Linked DNA regions of Homo sapiens: region 2 is linked to region 1. A link is a contact called in ENCODE Hi-C or POLR2A ChIA-PET data. All regions are on one chromosome and are shown on one strand. Each heading gives the region's core, a stretch centred on a gene start or an enhancer-like site at or near the end of the contact. The rest is flanking DNA. Distances are from core to core; before and after follow the strand shown.

Region 1 (6,519 bases), core at 3,956-6,455:
CTTGATCTGGGAGGTCAAGGCTGCAGTGAGCCATGATAACACTGCTGCACTCTAGTCTGGGCTACCGATTTTGAGACTCTGTCTCAAAAGTCAATCAATCAGTCAATAAATAAATAAAAAGCAAGACTTCCTGGATGGCTACCAGTGACCACAGGGGTCTTTGATAAAGCTTTTTTTTTTATATATAGCAGTAATAACAACCATATTTGTTAAACAGCTGCTGTCTTCCAAGAAAAGTAATAGTCACTGTATGTACATTTTCTGTTTTATTTTACACTAATCCTACATATTAGATATTATATCTCCAGTTTTTGGGAAAGAGTTTTATTTTACACTAATCCTACATATTAGATATTATATCTCCAGTTTTTGGGAAAGAACACCAGAGATTGAAATAACTTAGCCAAGTAGGCCAGTATGTGGCAAAATGGGGGCTCAGACATACTCCACATTGTAATTCTTTCATCCTTACCACAGGCCGGTGAATCTTTGTTTCACCACTTACTAGCTGTGTGACATTGGAGAGTCACTGATTCTCTCTGGCCTTCAGCTTCCACACCTGGGCAATGGGGACAGTCACTATGGATGTCTCTAGGGCAGATGGGAAGCCTAAGACAGGACATGCTTCAATTTCTTCCCTATGCCTCCATCCCTGATTTTTTTTCACAATTGCTTATTGTTATTAGTGGTAGAAATGCTTGGCTGGAACAAATTAAATCCAACAGACATTTGGTGAGTCCCTACCATGGAAAAGAAACCATGCTGGATATTGAATACAATCAGATGCCGAATCCAAATTCTAGGGACTTGAGTGTTTTCTTTTTTGCTAAAATTTATTGAGAGCTGACTACGGCTCCTCTGTTCTAAATGCTTTACATGTATAACCCATTTAATCTTCATCCTAACACTTTGAAGGAGGGACTATTCCCATTACACAGTCAAGGAAACTGAGCTACACGGGGAGGGGTTATTAGTCAAATCTTAACAATAAACAAAAACTTGTGAATGCCGGAGCTGGGTCTCCAGTGCAGCCAAGTCGGCTCCAAAGTCCACACTCTTAATTCACCCTGAGGCTCTGAGGTCCCCCATCCTTGTCTTTGCAGGTGAATGTGAGAAAATCACCCTGGAGAGGACAAAGAAACATCTACCACAGGTGCTCCAATAAGCTCTGGGCACTGTCTAGTTACAAAGCGTGCTGTTAGGTGTAAGGGGATACAAAAATGTGTGGGAATCTGGAGTATAAGTGCAGCAAAAAGTGTGGTATATGCATGATTAGGTACAGGGCAGGGAGGGAGTGGTGAGTACTAAAGAGCTGAGAGAACGACCTGTCTATGGGAATCACAGACAGATCAGTTCTGGTTGGGTTATTCAGAAAACTTGCTGATGGGGAAGCTTGAACTGGGACTTGAAAGAATGGAAAGATTTCAGTGGGTGAAGAGCCTGGCAGACGAGAATGTTGCTAGCAGAGGGAGAGACATGAACTACAGGGTGGAGATGAGCGGACAAGGTGCTTCTCTGACAGTGAGCAGGAGCCTCCCTTGCCAGGATGTTTCCTCATTCATGGAGACCAGCAGAACACTGGTCCTTGAAGCCTTGTGAGGTGCAAGGGGTGCAGGCTCTGGGTCCAAATTCCAGCATAGCCCCTTGAGTGCAAATTTTCTCATCTGTGGCCACAGAGTAGAGGCACTATCGCGAGCATCTTCAGTGCGGAGGGGAAAGAGTATGGGCTCTCCCAGCGGGTGGGAGCAGCACTGAGGGAGTATGAGGATCAGAGTAGCCTCAGCCACGGTGGAGAGCTGGAGAGATAAGCAGCAAGGAAAAGAGCTGGGGACCCAACTGTCTCAGCATAAATTGAGAAGGCAGGAGCAGTGATCAGGGGAAACAAGACACAAAAACTAGGCAGTGGATGAAGGAGAGCAGAAAGTCAAAGGCAAGTGCATGGTTTAAAACCTCAGTGGACCAACTATTGATACTGGGAAAGATGGGGTAAGGGTCCCTTCTAGAATACTCCCTCCCCAATCTCCTTGGACACTGCTATCACTGCCAGGGGAATGGGTAAGTTCACCAAAAGGTGGGTTGTAAAGAGATGATGAAGACCACCAGCAAAACCTTGAGAATGGCCACTCTAGTGGGTGGTACAAGAGGATCCCAGGGGCCTCCCCAAGGCTCACAGGAGAGGAAGGGAGGAAAACATGTGTCTCAAAAGTAATTGGAGGAGGAGCCTTGAGAATGGTGAAGGGTCACAAGTGCAAATGGCACCAAGGCTTCTAGAAGGATGGCTGAAAACAAGATTTTGGCAACAGTATTTAGGACCAGATGGGTGTTCTTCAAGGGAGCTGTTTCAGGAGTAAAGCAAGTCTGCTGGTGGGCCAGAGTGAGGGTGCTGGGCCAGGAACTGGGCCAAGCATTGGGAAGTGGATGTGTTATCTGCAAAGGGATAGGAAGGAGTGGCCCACCCTGGTGTGCAGGGGGCACAGATAGGAAGATAGGGATGGGGCAAGAACACAGACAGGGGACCTTCAGTCACCAGAAGGTAGTCTAAAATATGCAAAGCCTCCAAGGTATTGGCTGGAGAGGAAAAACAAAGCGGCTGAGGGCAGGCCCCACAAGGCAAAGGTATCCTGAGGGTCAGGGGTAAAGCCCTTACAGGTGGGAAAGCCAAGTGGGTCATGTCCACCCATCCTTGTGTAGGGCAACCCAGACACTGTGGTACCCCCCATGGGACAATGCTCTGCTTCTATCTGTTGTTGCTCTAGTTTCTTTCTAATACAGAAACATCCAACATCTGCACCTCCTCATATAGGGTTGATCCAAGTTTCACAGACATCACTGAGTTCTTAGTGGACTCAGCTATTGGGGCTGTTCTCACACTTTTTTTTTCTTTGCAAGAATCAGCAATGGGTGCAAGTGGACCTGTGTAGGACGTCCAGTGAAACATTGTGTTGGTGAATCAGCTAGAATCCATCCAAGAACTCAGCCAGCCTGGTGTGGGGTGAGATCTGATCCTTGAATGTCCCTCAGTGGCTTTTAGGGCTGGCAGGTTCAGAAGGGCCCTCTCATCACCCCCCCAGGGCCTCATTCCTTGTTTAACACTTTGCTATCACAGTCTTGAATCCTTGTAATTGAACAATGGACCCCACATTTTCACTTTGCACTGGTTTCTGATTCTGTAACCGATCCTGTCCCCCTCTCTTGTCTCATTCACTCTGGGAATTGTCCCCACATTCTGAGACCTTTCAGCAGTGCCCCAACGAGGTTCCTGCCCTTATCTGAAGCTCCACCCTCACCCCCATGGCGGCACCGCAGGCAGCCCTGCTTTTGCGTCCCGCGTAGGCAGGCTGTGCACCGGAGTCACGACCCCCTGATTCAGCCTAGGCAGCCACAGCTTGACTGCTCCCGCCGGACAAGCCCTACTGTGCTATCTGCCGCTCTTCCCTTCCTCTTCCCAGGGGGTCCGCGTCAGGGGAGGCGCAGCTGTGTGCATTCCGGGAGCTTCAGACCCCCGTGTCCAGCAGCTCCTTCGTTTCCTGGGTGCTGGGGCGGCCTTCCCAGCGAAGAGCTCAACTCAGCGGGACGTTTGGAGGCTCTCTGCCCCAAGGCGCTGGGGAGTGTGCGGCGGGACAGTCGTGCTTGCCTTTTTCACTTTCAGAGTGTCCACGCCCCACCCGTTTGGTCACTGCAGGTCAGTCCAGTCCAGCCCGGCCCACCCCACCGGTGCGTGTCTGTCGCACGTGGCAGACGCCATACTCTCTGTTCTTGTTTAAAGCCCAGGATCTACTGGGCCCTGGAGGCAAGAGGTGAACGCAGCGGAATCCACGCTGAGCTGCCCGGGAACGGAGCTTCCAACCCCAGAAGGAGGACTCTGTGCTCCTACACCTTAACCCTTTTTAGCCCGAAACTTCTCCAACTTCCTTGGCTTTGTTTAGAGCTCGACAGCGCCGCCCCCTGGCGCTCGTTGTGAGGACAGTAGAGGAGAGAGGCAAGGGTGTTTTTAAACAGTTTGCCTCTCACCATTATGGGGGCGACCCGAGGGGGAGACCCACTCTTCCGCATTCCCGGTAAGTGAACCACCGGAAGAGGTCGAAAGTGACGGATTCCCATGTCCTCCTCCAGCCCCCCCCCCACCCTGCCCATCCACAGGACGGTGGCTCTTCAGTGCCCTTTGCCGAGCAAGTGGCGTTTCTATGCACGTGGGTATCAATTCGGACTCTGGACGAAATGGAAACCTCCTTAGCCGACCCGGGTGGGATCAGCTGGGATCCTGCGCGCTCCCCTGGGGGGTTGCCAGCCACTCTGTTGGGGTGCAAGAAGCACCATCCTTCGGAAGCTGGGCCGAAACTGGCCAGGCTGACTCGCTCCCACGCGCCCGCCCCTACCCGGCGCCGCAGCAATTCACCTGCCACCGCCTCTGAGCCGGGTCCGGACTTCGGCGCCCTGACAGTGTCCCCGCGACTTCCCCACCCGATGAGATGGGGTCTGGCGTTGGCCAGTGCGTGTCCAGGGACTCGCGGGTCCCTGGCCAGCCATGGGGCAGAGGGCGCTGGTGTTAGGCCAGTCTTCCCCACCCTGCCCCGTCACCCCAGCCACACCCACTGTCCTGTGAGGCCAAGCGCGCTCCGCTGGTTTCCTGAGCCAGGCACCTTGGCCGCGGACAGGATCCAGCTGTCTCTCCTTGCGATCCTGTCTTCGGGGAAGTCCACGTCCTAGGCAGGTCCTCCCAAAGTGCCCTTGGTGCCGATCACCCCTCCCAGCGTCTTGCAGGTCCTGTGCACCACCTCCCCCACTCCCCATTCAAAGCCCTCTTCTCTGAAGTCTCCGGTTCCCAGAGCTCTTGCAATCCAGGCTTTCCTTGGAAGTGGCTGTAACATGTATGAAAAGAAAGAAAGGAGGACCAAGAGATGAAAGAGGGCTGCACGCGTGGGGGCCCGAGTGGTGGGCGGGGACAGTCGTCTTGTTACAGGGGTGCTGGCCTTCCCTGGCGCCTGCCCCTGTCGGCCCCGCCCGAGAACCTCCCTGCGCCAGGGCAGGGTTTACTCATCCCGGCGAGGTGATCCCATGCGCGAGGGCGGGCGCAAGGGCGGCCAGAGAACCCAGCAATCCGAGTATGCGGCATCAGCCCTTCCCACCAGGCACTTCCTTCCTTTTCCCGAACGTCCAGGGAGGGAGGGCCGGGCACTTATAAACTCGAGCCCTGGCCGATCCGCATGTCAGAGGCTGCCTCGCAGGGGCTGCGCGCAGCGGCAAGAAGTGTCTGGGCTGGGACGGACAGGAGAGGCTGTCGCCATCGGCGTCCTGTGCCCCTCTGCTCCGGCACGGCCCTGTCGCAGTGCCCGCGCTTTCCCCGGCGCCTGCACGCGGCGCGCCTGGGTAACATGCTTGGGGTCCTGGTCCTTGGCGCGCTGGCCCTGGCCGGCCTGGGGTTCCCCGCACCCGCAGAGCCGCAGCCGGGTGGCAGCCAGTGCGTCGAGCACGACTGCTTCGCGCTCTACCCGGGCCCCGCGACCTTCCTCAATGCCAGTCAGATCTGCGACGGACTGCGGGGCCACCTAATGACAGTGCGCTCCTCGGTGGCTGCCGATGTCATTTCCTTGCTACTGAACGGCGACGGCGGCGTTGGCCGCCGGCGCCTCTGGATCGGCCTGCAGCTGCCACCCGGCTGCGGCGACCCCAAGCGCCTCGGGCCCCTGCGCGGCTTCCAGTGGGTTACGGGAGACAACAACACCAGCTATAGCAGGTGGGCACGGCTCGACCTCAATGGGGCTCCCCTCTGCGGCCCGTTGTGCGTCGCTGTCTCCGCTGCTGAGGCCACTGTGCCCAGCGAGCCGATCTGGGAGGAGCAGCAGTGCGAAGTGAAGGCCGATGGCTTCCTCTGCGAGTTCCACTTCCCAGCCACCTGCAGGCCACTGGCTGTGGAGCCCGGCGCCGCGGCTGCCGCCGTCTCGATCACCTACGGCACCCCGTTCGCGGCCCGCGGAGCGGACTTCCAGGCGCTGCCGGTGGGCAGCTCCGCCGCGGTGGCTCCCCTCGGCTTACAGCTAATGTGCACCGCGCCGCCCGGAGCGGTCCAGGGGCACTGGGCCAGGGAGGCGCCGGGCGCTTGGGACTGCAGCGTGGAGAACGGCGGCTGCGAGCACGCGTGCAATGCGATCCCTGGGGCTCCCCGCTGCCAGTGCCCAGCCGGCGCCGCCCTGCAGGCAGACGGGCGCTCCTGCACCGCATCCGCGACGCAGTCCTGCAACGACCTCTGCGAGCACTTCTGCGTTCCCAACCCCGACCAGCCGGGCTCCTACTCGTGCATGTGCGAGACCGGCTACCGGCTGGCGGCCGACCAACACCGGTGCGAGGACGTGGATGACTGCATACTGGAGCCCAGTCCGTGTCCGCAGCGCTGTGTCAACACACAGGGTGGCTTCGAGTGCCACTGCTACCCTAACTACGACCTGGTGGACGGCGAGTGTGTGGAGCCCGTGGACCCGTGCTTCAGAGCCAACTGCGAGTACCAGTGCCAGCCCCTGAACC
Region 2 (6,206 bases), core at 295-2,794, 480 kb after region 1:
TAGGATTTAGAATTTTCACGGATTCTTTTCATTTTTAAGGATTTTTAAAATAAAACAAACATTGTAGTTTGTAAATTCTTAAGATTTGAGATAGAAATATTGCTCACAGTATTGAATATTCCACATTAGTCAATAGCAAGCAGATAAATATATATTTCTAAATGAAGGGTAGCTCTGGAAATTAGACAGCCATTTTATTACATAAGGTATTCTTGGACAAACCAAAAAAGTGTGTCCTCACTTTTTCCAGCACAGTTTCGTAAATGGAGTATAAAATGTATTTGGAGTTTTAATAAATTTATTAGGTGCCAAACATTTCTTTGCACAATGTCTGTCTAGTTTGTGTCCTGAGGGCAAAACAATGTGTGATATGCTTGCATTACAGTTTTGTGGTAGCTGCTCACAGGCAGGTCACACCATCCTACTTTCATTGTCATTGGCAGTGCTATTTTGTTGAATATCAGTTTTGATATGACTAACGCTTATTTCTCAATTTCACCTTGCATTTTCTTCTAATTTTTATGTTTGATAAAATAGCTCAATAGTGGTAATTAAACCTCTCCTTATAAAGGTATAGCTATATATTTCTCAATGCTTGTCTTTCTAGCAATGAAATCCACATTAAAAACATTTCTGGGAGAAGATAATTTCTTTGTTATTTTTGGATTGTTTAAAACTATTAATACAATATAGAAAAATAATGCCGGGTAAAAATAGGATTGATTCTATATCAAATAGGAATTTGTTTCCTTTACTGCCTTCCTTTTTGCAATGTCTGTGCAGGTCTTCCCACACCTTGGCTAGTTCAGTAGATATATTCAGTTTAGATATATTTTAGTTCGTCACCTCTGAAGCTCAGACAAATTTCCAGGCCAAGTTTTGAAAAATAATTTAGGAGAAACTTGCAGATATTTTGAGGACGCGGCGTGTAACCTCCCATGGCACCGAGACAAGCGACATTCTGTTTGGTGCAAGTGGCGAAAAACACGACCTAACCGTGTTTACATGTGTATTCAGCCATGAAATTGAGTATTATCAACGTTGAAAAAATGCAAATCAAATTAAAACAAGAGAAAATTGTCTTTGGAATTACAGCGGCCTGGAGCCCCCAAGTGTTTGCTTAAATTGAATCATTTAGAAAAGAAAAAACATCTAAACTGCCCCTTCACTATTCTCTTCCGCCCCCACCCCAGGCACGAACCTTGTCCTTTAATTCTACCATGAAATGTATCAAAGTTGAGGCACAAATAACTCTACCTAGGACAAATCACGTTGCAATATATATATATGTGCATATAAAAATTAAATGCCTCCCTCTATCTAGGTGTTCACAGAGTCGGACCTGCTTCCGAAATAAAGCAGCACTCCCTTTCCTCATTCCTGGGTGAGGCCCTAGCCGCTGGCTGGCGGGCTGGCTCGGGCTCCCCGCGAGTGGCCCGGGGACCTGCAGAGCAGCCTTCCTTGGGCTCAGGCTGCGAGAGCCGGAGCGGGTGCTCGGGCTCCGGGAAGGCGGCGTGTGCCCGGGTACCCGGGGCCAGGCAGCCGGGGCCGATCGGGCGCGCCGAGGTCGTCAGAGCAGCCGGCCGAGCCCCCAGTCCCCGCGGGTCCGTGGGGCTGTCCCGGTTTGGCGAGCTCCGGCTGCCGAGATGCGCCAAACGCGGAACCCGGGTTGGCCCTCCGGGGGGTTCTTCTCGTCCCCTCCCAACGCTCACTTCGCTGACATAGGACTTCCAAGGGTCTTAGTGGAGAAGGCCACGAAAGGAAAATGCCTGCTAAATGTCACTGGGGGTCGGGGGAGAGATCGAAAAGAGCACGAGGCAGAGGGACGGTCATTCTTGCTTTTCCCCCACAAATTCTAGAAAGCGCAGGGAACCGACCCTAGGCAGCCAGTTCACACCGGACCCGACCTATCCCACCCCAGTCGCCATGGGCTCTGTCAGCTGTATTCCTCTCCCGCCCTCCCCATCGCTCTCCCGTCTCCGGTAACACTGGCGAGTCCAGGGTTTCTCCTGCAGGTGCCAAGGTCGGCCCCGTCCGGATGAGCCCGCTGGGCACCGCGCAGAGGAGGGCCGGGCGAACAGGCAGACGGCCTTGGGTCAAGACTGGGAGCGCGACCCCGCTGCGGTGGGAGCGGGACCCAGGCAGCCACGCCCACCAGTCTTAATGGGGGACAACAGAGGGGGCTAGAATGGGGGGCGGGATGCTGGTGACACCAGTGGTGGCTAGGATGTGCTGGCACGGCCCTGGAGACACTTTTATCTCATTTAGTGACCTCAGGATTTTCGTTTCGCTCCCCCAGCCTGCACTTTCTCCTCTTCGAACACTCGTCCACCCTGCTCCAGCCCGAGCTGCACCTTCTCCGACCCGGTATCTCAAAAGGAGCTCGAACTCCTTTTCCTCTGGGGAGGAGAAAGAATGGGTGGCCTCCGCGTCACTCTGTTTCCCTTCCTCCTCCTCAGTCCTGATAGAATCGAAGGGCTGCCCTTGTTCCAGAAACATAATAACTGCATTCCAGCTGACTCCGATGGGGGCGGGGGGCGGAGTAGTGGAAGCCCATTTTTATTTGAAACCTGTCCCTATATTTTCCTTCCCAGGAATCCCTGGATAAAGACCAGCTCAACCATCGCTGAGAAAACAGACCTAGGCTTCCCAGGGCGGTTAACCCGCCGGCCTCTGGGCAGAGACTGTAAGTTGGGGTCGTGTTTGGGAGACTCGGGACCCTATTTCCAAGGAGAACTGTGGGGGACATGTTTATGTTTGTTGTTTTCAAAATCAAGCAAAGGAAACAACAGCCAATTAAAATGAAATATTTTTATTCCCCTCGCACGTCGTCAGTGATTTGCCCCCAGGGATTCACAATTTTCCCAAGCCTGTTAACGGGTGACAATGAGTGAGTGCCTCCTGTAATTTAATTTTCCTGTCACACTAAATAGAGCTACATTGTAAACCTTAGATCTACTCTTACTGATAGGATCGCCTTGTTTTGCCATTTGCACCATAAAGACCCCCAAAAGGGACACTGTATTGTGACCTCTACTCTTGAATTATTCAAGAACTTAATGACATTTTCCATTTTAAAAAGGGAACTAATTGCCATTGATGCAAAGCATGTGACCTTCTGCAGGTACCCAGTATGAGAATGTAACCATCTGTATGTGCATAGAAGGCTGAAGAAAGCGGGTGCAAACAGGAAAAACACATGCAATCCTAACGAGCTCAAAATGGACACTGGAATCAAGCGTAGGGTTTAATTTCACCCCAAACCGTGACACATAGCTCCACAAAATTCCCTTCACCAGACCTAAAGTCTGCATAAAACCTCGCATCAATTCAGGCTCGTTTTGGGGGACATGACATGACTTTTTAGCTAGGACTGGAACATTAAAAATTTTGAAAGCCAGTATGCCTTTATAAATGTAAAATCACTTTGATGTCAAGCAAAATATCTAATAATTTGCCTCCCTTCTTTTGTGGCTCTTTAAAATTATTTATTTCCTCAAAAAGGAAAAGAAAACCCCATAAATTGGGATGGAACCGCATCTCAGTATTTGCTGTTTGAATCAGTCTTGAGTTTCTAGGAAAGCCGTTATTGAAATTCTTCACTAACTAGAATTATCTCGCTTCAAATTACTTGGAAATGGATGCTTATCTTTTTTTTTTTTTTCAAAGAAAAGACAAAACAAAATAAAACAACAACAAAAAACTCCCAGTGTGTTTCCTACTCTTCTTTGTCTTGGAGGAAAGCAAAGGGAGAGAAATGGACTTCACCAGTGGTCTTTGGCTTCATCAATTCACAGGTCAGTGTGCAGAGATTCTGGGATGCTGTTCCTGGTTTATCTGAGTCAATCCACAGCAGGTATTAACCACTTTTAAGGTGCAAGTGGCATCAGGATGTTGGTAGCAAAACACTTTCTTGTGCTGGGCTGCAGATGCTTCTTTTGAACTTTGAGTGATGCTTGGGACAAGGAATTGTCATTTCTTCAGGGAACAGACAGCTCCTTTTAGAAGGAAGCTCTCATAAACTACCCCCTCCCCCCGGCTTCATTGAGAACTAAGTATCCTTTCTGTGTTTGACTGTGAATCCACATCTCTGTCTTGTAGAATTTCTGGAAAAGAAAAATAAAGTACATTTGAACAGCTAACTCGACTTTTATAAACACCATGTTATATCAACATGTTTGACACAACTGGTGCTGATGCAGCCGGAAGTTGTACAAAACAGAATGCCTGACACTCCCTCTGTTGAAGTGTATCAAATGCTATTTTAAAGGGAATTGCCATAATACTGTTATTACCCCAGTTATGTAACAGAACAACTGTTTTCATATTTCTCTAAAACGAACCTGTTTCCCTCCCTGGTATCATGTGCTTTTTGAGTTCTGTGACATGGTAGGAAAAACGCAGAAAAGATACATAGTTCTCATTGTTAAATAATGAACACATATTTAATAAATATACTTGAGACATTTTCAAGTCAAGAAAAACAGGGATATGTATGAGAGGAGTGGCCAGCCACCTTCTTGCATGTCCCCTGTGATAAAAGCAATGCTTTATGAGTCAAATGATAATTTAGGTTTAGAGATTTTTCACTTAGTTTTCTGCATTTAAAACATTTTATAACAATTTGAGATAGACTGTAAGACAGAATAAATGATAAACGTCTCTCATAGCATTCTGTAGTGTTATAATCCAGGAATTTTTTCACAGTGACAGTATACTTTCAAAATGAAATTTTAATTCACTGTTCAAGTTGTCATCAAGTCATGTTTCTTTTCATTTTAAAAAACAACTATCTTGATCAGGGAGCACTTGAAGGACACGTTAAGTACTGTGGAGATCTCGGTGTCTTTAGGGTAGAGCAAAGTCCTCTTCTGGCCCCATTCTGAGATCTCATCCTCTTCTGAATGGATATCTGTGTTGGTAATCTGGAACACCATGGGGAGGGATTTTATTGTCACTGAGTTCCAGTGAATGCTTCTAGAAGACTTGCAGGAGATTCTGATTGAGTACTATGTTTCACCCAATTCCTGTTCCCCCTCTTTACCTCCAATATAAAAACAACTTTGGAAAGCATTCCCATTTGGCCTTTGTAAAAGGGTAAATGAAATACCTATCTCATTTTAGTTCACCTGTAAAATGGGTTTCTCATTTCTCGATCAAGCCTGGTGTGAAGGGACGCATTGGACTTTAAGTTGTTTTATACCCTTCATCTATTTTTTTTAAAGATTTGAACTGTTGATGTACAGTTTTTAAAATGCTAGAGCTAGCAAAAGTTGACAACTTTCCATCTGATTGTATTTATTGAAACATGTGCATCTACATATATTTACTGGACTTCTTACTGTACATTTTTCTTCCTCTAGGAAATGGCATCAAGATGGTTCAACTAAGACATGATCACTAAAAACATTATAATAATACCTTTTTGAAAAACTCAGTTTCTCCTGTTTACTAAATATTTATTTCATCAACATGGGCTGCGTTCCACTGTGTCAGGATTCTGCATGTGGGTGGAGCACTGTTCCAGCCTGAGAAGATGGTTCTGAGGCCACTTAGCAAGACATTTTCCAGCATGAGCAGGTTTCTCTGTGGAAATAGTGACACCTGTTCTGGTGTGTTGTCTTTCCTCAGGGAACTTAAGGGGTACAAAGCTCCTGAAAATGTTCTTTATGCTGGTTGAAGCTCTTATGTCGCTGTACTGATTCCCTACGATGCAGATTTGAATCACAGAGTAATTAAAATATGGATCAAATAAGGCTGGGGCTCACCAAGGCTGAAAGCTGTAGCCATTCAAGGCATCATTTCTGTCATGAAAATATAGGACCTTTTCAAAACATGCCTTCAGGAAGGTGTTCTCTTTTCAAACAAAAGTCTAATGACTGCATAACTCTTCTTGACCACATCTTACACTTTCTCTAGACTTGCTTATTTACAGCTACTGGAACAAAAAGATGAAATGAATAAAGCACACTGATTGTCCTAAGAGTCTTCTGTGACTAAAAGCACATGAGCTTCTCCCCAGGCTGAGCTTTGACCCTCCCAAGCATTTCCCCAAAGGCCATGACACTGCATCAGATTGCTCCTGGACACTTTCCTCAGAGTTTTCAACAAATATAAACTGAGGAGTGGAGCACAGCACCAGATTTGCTAATCAAGAGGCAATGGTCCCAGTCCAAATGGGTGCTGTGTGTGAATACAGAGCCCAG

The links. A loop is a pair of places that touch in the nucleus more often than their neighbours do. ChIA-PET counts read pairs that join two places held with the same protein, here RNA polymerase II (POLR2A). Pooled maps may share reads with other maps.
Region 2: a pooled map shows a loop between it and region 1 (4-fold over the local background). The contact joins the enhancer-like site here to the promoter of THBD in region 1. A Hi-C loop is called at or near these places in 4 of 37 single-sample maps with no recorded cell type and 6 of 50 pooled maps. POLR2A ChIA-PET finds 5 or more read pairs at or near these places in 1 of 52 experiments (endothelial cell of umbilical vein).

What each region holds. Positions count from the first base shown.
Region 1 is chr20:23,048,358-23,054,876 of GRCh38, reverse strand. THBD (thrombomodulin) reads left to right here and starts at 5,205. Exons shown (of 1, transcript NM_000361.3): 1 at 5,205-6,519. The coding sequence starts at 5,373.
Region 2 is chr20:22,564,274-22,570,479 of GRCh38, reverse strand. LINC00261 (long intergenic non-protein coding RNA 261) reads left to right here. Exons shown (of 4, transcript NR_001558.3): 2 at 2,595-2,686; 3 at 3,675-3,797; 4 at 5,364-6,206. Among named protein-coding and RNA genes, the nearest start is that of LINC00261, 11 kb to the left of the region's middle. RefSeq lists enhancers at 992-1,809, 1,810-2,628, 6,192-6,206. Within about 2 kb of position 1,544, at least 5 of the 41 ENCODE cell types and tissues checked have a DNase peak (open chromatin) inside an H3K27ac peak, as active enhancers do.